Regions from separate parts of the Mus musculus genome. Here region 1 is linked to region 2. The links are chromatin contacts, found by Hi-C or POLR2A ChIA-PET in ENCODE. All regions are on one chromosome and are shown on one strand. Each heading gives the region's core, a stretch centred on a gene start or an enhancer-like site at or near the end of the contact. The rest is flanking DNA. Distances are from core to core; before and after follow the strand shown.

What was found. A loop is a pair of places that touch in the nucleus more often than their neighbours do. ChIA-PET counts read pairs that join two places held with the same protein, here RNA polymerase II (POLR2A).
Region 1: a loop to region 2 is called in a map of regulatory T cell, with 2.0 times the contacts of the local background. The contact joins the enhancer-like site here to the promoter of Dennd1a in region 2. A Hi-C loop is called at or near these places in 1 of 37 maps with a recorded cell type or tissue (regulatory T cell). POLR2A ChIA-PET finds 5 or more read pairs at or near these places in 1 of 5 experiments (Patski).

What each region holds. Positions count from the first base shown.
Region 1 is chr2:38,378,312-38,382,396 of GRCm38, reverse strand. No RefSeq gene overlaps it. Among named protein-coding and RNA genes, the nearest start is that of Gm13584, 12 kb to the right of the region's middle. Within about 2 kb of position 2,771, at least 1 of the 3 ENCODE cell types and tissues checked has a DNase peak (open chromatin) inside an H3K27ac peak, as active enhancers do.
Region 2 is chr2:38,284,876-38,289,075 of GRCm38, reverse strand. It overlaps Dennd1a (DENN/MADD domain containing 1A), which reads left to right and starts at 1,692. Exons shown (of 23, transcript NM_001362973.1): 1 at 1,692-1,963. The coding sequence starts at 1,947.

The DNA of each region.
Region 1 (4,085 bases), core at 1,522-4,021, 92 kb before region 2:
GTATAAATGCATGAAACCACCATAAGACCTGATACACACGGTCACTGAAGCCTTGTTCAAAGTGATCCTATGGTTTGAATGACAATGGCCCCCATAGGTTCATATGTTTGTTTTGTTTTTCAGTTGACTGGCTGTTTGGGAAGGATAAGGAAGTGTGGTCCTGTTGAAGGAGGTGTGTCACTAGGGTGGCCTTTGAGGTTTTAGAAGTCCACGTCAGACCCAGTCTCACTCTCTATAACTGCTGCTGTGTATCAGGATTATAAATTCTTAGCTACTGCTCCAGCACCGTGCCTACCCACCTGCCACCATGTTCCTTGTCATGGTGATCATGAATTAACCCTCTAAAACTGAAAGCAAGCCAACATATAGACCTTTCTTTTCTAAGTTGTCTTGGTCACGGTGTCTCTTCACAGCAATAAAAAAGTAACTAACACAGGTCCCGAACTGGAAGTAACTTAAACACCCACAGGAAAAGACTAGATAAAAGACTTGTAGTGGGCTTCTATAATGAAGTATTATATAGCAACGAAATGGAAATGATCTATCACAGTAGCAAGAGCATCCATGTAAGGGACCCCACCATTCCTGTTCACTTAGGAGTACTCACTGTGTAATTCCACAAATACAAAGTTCAAGAAGAGGTGTGCTGGAACCACCTGTGATCTCAGTTTGGGAAGTGTAAAGGCAGGGTTATGAACCTACAGTCTCAGGTATTTGTGTGTGTGTCCACTTGTTTGCACCACTAGAAAGAAAAAAAAAAAGATATATATGGTTGAGAGGAAGCCAGATAGCCACCTACGGAGAAATAGCCAAATCCCAGCCTCACACCATACAACAGAACAAACTCTGGAATAAAGACAATGAGAATTTGTTTTTAAAGCCATTCCTGTGGTGAACTCTTATTTTATTTTATTTTATTTTATTTTATTTTATTTTATTTTATTTTATTTTATTTTTGTTTTTCCAGACAGGTTTTCTCTGTGTGGCTCTGATTGCCATGAAACTCACTCTGTAGACCAGGCTGGCCTCGAACTCTAGTGATCCTCCTGCCTCTGCCTCCTGAATGCTAAGATTAAAAGCTTGCACTACCGCTGTCAGCTTTCTTTTTTCTTTTTTTTTCCTGAAGTCCTTTGGAAAATGAATTTCAAACAAAACTCTGAATCTATAAATGAAAAGATGGATACGTTTAGCCACATAAAATTATTTCTATTTCCACAAGAGAAAATGATATAAACAAAGTCAAAAGGCACATACATTACAGACATATCATATGTTATTGACAAAAGGCTGCTATCTCTGTTATTTTAAGAGCTCCTACGTATTGGGGGGGGGGGAATGACAACCTAATTAAAAAGATAGGCAGAGGAGATAGACAAACAGTTCCCAGGAAAGGAAACGTAAATGATTCTTAGTCAGATGAAAACACGGTCAACCTCCCTTGTAGCAGGAGAGAAGAGATTACAGCTCTGAGATACCATTTTCTATCTAACAGATTGACAAAGATCAGAAAGTTTGATAACACGCTGTGTTGGCACGGGTGTGGGAGAGAAGCATTTCCATTCATTGTAAGTGGGAGGGAACACTGGGGCACCCTCCCGGAGGAGAGATTTGGCAATATCTGAGTAAATTAAAAATCTGCATACCCTTTAACCCACAATTTTCATCTCTAGGAATCCACCATGCAAATATCCCCATACATACACAGTTCGCTGTCCTAATGCAGATCATTTGCCACAGTTCTGCTTATGCTAACAGTCTGGAAGCAGCCTGGTTCCTCACCCACAGGGAGCTAGTGAAGGGCGCATATTCAACTGTCTATTCAGTGGAATAATATACACTGGTTTAAAGGAACAGAGGAGTTTTTAATTTCCTATATGGAAAAATCTCTATGGCAAAGCTCAGAGTCGTGCACACTGAACAAAAGCCCTGTGTGAAGGGTGTCTGTGGAAAGATCTTGATAAGGAAACTGATAGGAAAAGCTCTGGGTATCTGCATAGACTATGTGTATAGTAGTCATGGGGGAAGTAGGGGAATATAACTTTAAAAATGCAAAGTGAGTGTACGGGTGTGTGGGGGTGGTGGGGAGATAGGGAAGTTGAGGGGAGGGGGAGGGACAGAGGTGGGGAGGGCTGAGTTGTCTCAGCAGATAAAGGTGCTTGCCATCTTAGCCCCCACCTGATGGGAGGTAGGTACAGACTCTGGAAAGTTGTCCTCTGACCACCATATGCACTCAGATGGGGTCTCTCTCTCTCTCTCTCTCTCTCTCTCTCTCTCTCTCACACACACACACACACACACACACACACACATACACACACACAAATGTAGTTCTAAAAATTAAGAAAAACACAGGGTAAACTGTTTTTCAGCTGAGATGTGTAAGTCTAATTCCAGCTCCCCTGGGTCTTTTGGAGAAATTACTTCAACTTCAACGTCACCATCTGTAAAATGGGAATAATAATATGCCCTTGATTCAAAGATACCTTGGAGAAGGGGTTGGAAAGAGGCAAAAGTTTAAAAACTGGGAACTTTAGGATGGGCATGTTCATGGTCTATAATGACTTTTCTATGATTTTGAAAAGTTTTCTAAACAAAACACGTTTTTTGTTTTCTTTGTGGGTTTCTTTTTTATTGCTGCTCTGGTCTTCACTATCAGATACCAATCTGCTCCCCAACCCCCATGCCCCACTAAGAAGGAGTGCAGAGCAGGTGAGCTGGTGGCTGGCCATCTGGCCGTCTCTCTAGGACATGCTCTTCATTGCGGGCAGGTGAAGAGGTTTTCCTTGCAGGACAGGACAGTGGAATCGCAAGATGAAGGTGGGGTCCCCCAAGTGGGTGTGGGGAAGGGGACCTTGCTCTCCCTCCTGAGTGCTGGTGGCCTGTGTCTGGGCACGCAGGATACCCCTACACTGGCTGAGACCCGATCAGATAGGGCGCCTCCCCCGCGCTGGCAGCCCTGGGAGGCGGCGGGGAGTTTACGTAAGCCGCTTGTTGATGGAAAAACAACGCACTGGCTCGGTGGTAGGCGGTTCCTGGCTTGCTTTGAGGAAGCCCCAGGGGGTACTCAGCAGGCCACAGCACACACACCCCTTCGCCTCTCCGCCCCCCACCCTCCGTCTCTGGGTTCGGCCGGTCGAGGAGTAGGGGCTACATCCAGGCTGCAAGAGCGGCTCTCGGGGTTCATCTAAATCCAGGCCACCCTGCAGGTGTCATCTGATATTTCACCCTGGACCTAGGTGCCCGACCCAGTTATCCTGCTGCAAGCCCAGCCCTGCTTGGGGCAGCGGGGGTGAGAGCTGTGGGAACCCCGAGTGAGCCAAGAGGAAAGTGGGGGGCCGTCATAGTTACACCTGGAGCCTCCTTTCCTGGTTCTAGAAGCCAAGGAGAGCCAGGCCAGGCCCGCAGTTTTGCAGGGGCACTTCTCAGTTCCCTCCTGGCTTTGGCAGAAGGCGTGTGGATGACCAGAGTTCCGGTCCAGCTCAGCTAGCTGCGTAGCCTTGTGGGCTCGGACCCAAAGTTCTTTATCTGGAAAACCAGGTTGATGTTACTTGTACTAAACAAGTTTTCAGAATTACATGAAACATTCTGAGGATTAAAAGAGATGACTACAAAGCCCTTAAATCACACCCAACTGTGTCTAGCACACTAGCACGTGTCACTGTAGATATAGATTGTGTGTGTGTGTAGGGGTGTGTGTCACACCTGCCCCTTCCACTCCAACTCAGACATTTGCTTTTCAGGTGGCTTCTCTCAAATCTCTGCCCTGGCTCGGGTGTCCAGTGTCCTTCATTCACAAGTCTACATTAGTTCCCTCTGCGCCCTATACCTAGAGTACCTAGAAGTGGATGAATTTCCGATACTGTACTCTAGGGGGCACAAGCCAGGAAGGGAGGGAGAGCAACATGTGGGTAATGTTAAATACCCTTCTTAAGGATCTGGACAGAATCAAATAAGTGATTCATGGGGAAACCCTTTCTTGGCTCAGAGAGTTGTACCAACCAGTTAGGAACTGCCCGGTCAATGCTACAAACAGGAACCATTTGAGACCAAACTTTGTATCAGGCTAGAGTCAAGGCTCAGCTTGG
Region 2 (4,200 bases), core at 443-2,942:
AAATATCTGATTAAAGTAAGTGAAGCAAGCCAAGGGCAGGTGTGGTGGTGCATGCCTTTCAGGCCAGCAGCACTCAAGAAATAGAGGCAGGCATGTCTCTGTGTTTGTCTGAGCCAACCTAGGCTGGGTAACTGGATAGTGTCGCAAAAACAAAACAAAACAAACAAAACAAAAACAAAAACAAAAAACCCCCCAACTCAACCCAACCCAACCCAACCAAACAAAACCAAAAACCCCCAAACAAACACAAAAACATCCCAAAATAAAAAACAATGTAGGGTTTAATTTGGCTCACAGTTTGAGGGTACAGTACAGTTTAACATGGTAGAAGGAGAAGACATGGCAGCAGAAAAGTGAGGCTGCTAGTCACAATGACTGAATCCAGTCAGAAAGCACAGAGAGAGATGAATGCTGCCTTCCCCGTTCATTTAAGCCAGCCCATGGAAGAGGCCACCCTCCTGAATTAAACTAATCTGGAAACTCCCTCAGATATTTCCAGAATTTTCTCACCTAGGTGATTGGTTATAGAATCTGGTCCTCACAGCAAAATAGCCACCATCTTCACATCAGCTGTGCCTGCTTGCAGAAGGTCATCAGGAGCAGGCCTGTTGGCTGTTAACAGTTTCTCAGAGGGGACTCCACCCGGTTCTCCCAGCCATTTGTATGCAATCTACTCTAATTGCACATTCCTCTGGGCCCAGGGAGGTGCTGTAGTACACAGATTGTAGTAGTTTATAGGAGGTTAACTAAAGAAAACTGTATATATGTCTACAGGAAGCTTTCGGTCATAGAAGGGTAGGTTTTTGTTTTTGTTTTTCAAGACAGGGTTTCACTGTGTAGCCCTGGCTCTCTTGGAACTAGTTCTGTAGACCAGGCTGGCCTCAAATTCACAGAGATCCACTAGCCTCCCCTACTCAAATGCTGGGATTAAAGAGTCTTGGGGGGAGGGGGGCGGGAACACGGACAACGACGACGATGATGGTGTGCACTTTCCAGTGCAGCTGCTTTGGAGTCACCCACACTCCTGTAAGCAACCCCCACTCATGCTTTCTAAGAAAGTCCAATAAAGTCATTGGTTCCACAGGTTAAACATTTGGACTAACTCACCCTCAGCACCTGGCATGCAGTTCTATGATACCCCATTTCCTGGGATGGGCCGGCTTTTCTCCCAAGCTCCTACTTATGGAGGTATTAAAAAAACAAAACCAAAAACAAAACCAAAAAAACAAACAAAAAAACCAACTCTTTAAAGCTAAACATCCATGGTCTGTGAACTTCAGTTTTCAAATTCGGGAAACCAGAACCCTGAAGCCTGACTCAGTGAAACTGGAGTCATTGTGAGTTCCTGAGAGGGGAGGACAACTGTTTCCTCCAATTCAGACACCCCCCTCCCCGAATTTTAGCCTGTCAAAAATTCTCCACTTGAGGAGTGGACGAAGGCTTCTTTAGTGGCCTCTGGGGACACGATGGAAGTTCCTTCAGGTCGCTTTGGGTGGATTCTGATGAAAAGCAGTGGGACAAAGGTCCCTAGGTCTCTTCTCAGAGAAGCCACAGACCTTTCGGGTAGACCACTGTCCTGCTGCGCGCTTCCCGCCCCCCGGGGCCACCCTCACGCGAGTGGACTACACTTCCCAGCAGCCCCCGCGGTCAGCGGCGCGGGCGGGAGGGGGCGGCGGTGTGAGAGACGGAGGGGGCGGCGCGCGCCGGGTACGCGCGCGGGCGACCATGGCGCTCGCCCGGCTGGAGCGAGTACTTTAACCCCGGGAGGCGACAGCAGCTGCGGCGGCCGGGGAGCGAGCCTCGAGCGGGCGGGCCCCTGCCTGAGGGAAGGGAGGAAGGGGCGGGGAGAGCTCCTGAGGGAGGCCTGTCGGCCGCGGGCGGGCGGGCAGTGCAGTGCAGCGCAGCACCGAGCGGGGCCCGCGGGTCCATGAGGAGGCCCCGGGACCATGGGCTCCAGGATCAAGTGAGTGCGGCCGGGCGGAGCCGGGCGCGGGGGAGGCGAGGCTGGGCTAGAGCTGCAGGCCGTGGGCCGCGCTTGGGGGACTTGTTGCCCAGACCGGAGGGGCGCCCCGCGTGGAGGCGTCAAGCGGGGAGGGGGACGGTTGCCATGGTGATGCGGGAAGGCTCGGGGACGGGGTGCGTGTGGGGTGGAGGGGCGCGGATGATCAGATGCCCCCTCCTCACCTGAGGGCGGGAACTGCTGACGCGGTGGCTCCCTAGGCGGGATGTACAGAGCCCCAGAAAACTGTCAGACTGCTGCTGGGAGAGGGGAGGTCTCCGGAAGCAAGTCTTCATAAGGGTGTGTTTGGGGGCGACCCCGAGAGTTGGCAGGTCCTGAGAGGTTGCAGCCTGTCTGCGTGAGGCCTGTAATCATTCCAGAAGTGGTGTGAGGTTCTTAGAGGGAGGGGGCTTCTGGGACATTTAAGGCCTGGATGGCCTGCCTGCACAGGAAGGCGCTTTGCCTTTGCTGACTCTTCCTCTTATCTGAGTCTGCACACAAGCCAGGGCCAAAGGCTATGAAGGAAGACACCTTTAGCTGTCACTGAGCACCTGATTTTGAAAAGGTTTTGCAATCCAGTCAGGCACATTCCCTTACTCCTTCTTCATTTGCTTGGAGCCCCTGGTTGAGGCTTCGTTTTCTCGTGAAAATGCTGATACTTGTAACTTAAGTACCCACCGAAACATTAGAAGTTGTCTTTGGGAATTACAACTTTTCTGTGGTCCAATTTGGGTGTTGTTGCCTTGGTCTCTATCTCCCCTCCCAGCTAAGACCAATTCTGGCCACTCCCTTCCTCAGCCCTAGGACTCAGATGCTTACTCTCTTTCTCTCTCTCTCTCTAATCATTAGCAAATGCTCACTTTTTCTCTATGACTAATAGAATTGCTTAAGGACATTGAAAAACAAAGTTGACAGCATAGGCTTTTCTGGAAAACAGCATTCATAAGACACCATAAACCCTCTTATAGGAAAGTCCGTGGAATGTGATTATTTCAGCATTTTGAGAATTGTACTAGGGAAGTTTGAAAGAGGAAGGGCCTCAAGGGCAAAAAATCTAATAATTATTCAAACATTGCATCGCATGTCCAAGTGATGCACATGCAGTGTGACCCTTGCCCAGCTGTTCAGTCTCTTCAGCGGTTAGAGTTCTCATTTACAAAAGGTGTCTTGTAAGTTTTGCAGAAATCCTGTGACACCTGCTGAATGACATTAGAAAAGTTTGCTCATGAAAATGGATGTGGAAGCATAAGAAGACCTTTATTTTATTTTTATAGAAAAGGGAGAAGGTTAGAATATAACACAAGAGTTTGAGAATCTGGGGAGGTAAAGTGATTTAGTTTGTGAACTATTGGGGTTAAAAAAGGAGTTCCAGGCTAAATTCCCCCCTTCAGGTAAGAGTTGTGAACTTGGACTTTCAACAGCATGTAGAAACACTTTCTGGAAGTCACCTCAGAGTTGCAGAGAAAGCACTAGGATGTGTCTTAACTTTCTTGTTCCAGAGAAGTTCAGAGACTTGTTGGACTGGAGGCATCAAGTATTCGAGTGAACATTAAAATAGAACAAGTTCAGATTATGTGTTCTCACTCTTGACAGTAGCAGGTTGACAAGTTTGTTTTGTAAGTGTGTTTGGTGGAATGCATCACTGTACTATCTGAGCACTTGAGTAAGGGAATTTACCAAAGCATGAAATTGCATTAAGTGTGAAATTAGTATGAAGAATGGCCTTATTAATCTTCAAACTAGACTGCTCAGTGGTTAAAAGAAAAAAAAGAAAAAGGTCTGGGAAATATGTTAGCCTGTGGTGAGATTGAAAGAGAATATGAAAATAGGAGTTATGAAAATTAGTTGTGACTATAGCAAGTGTTAATTGTGCAGTTTCTGTTCATAGCTAGGAGTATGGATGGACAGGAGATAAGGGGATAATCAATTTAGGTACCGCCCTTGTCGTTGGAGAAAACAGCTTTGGTTGCTACTGGCCATTCTGTCAGGCAGAACAGAAGGTGGTCAGGGTATTTATTTGGCTGAAGTGAAAGCTAAGTGTGCAGGCCCCTTTGAGTAAGTAGGTAGTAGGTTGTTGGGGGGCAGACTGAGCATTCTCTAGACCTTTCTTTCTTTTGCTTATCTCTGATGTCTTGTGCCATTATAAGGGCAATGTAGATCAGATCTGGGTTCAAATTCCAGCTCTTTCTCATGCTATGTGT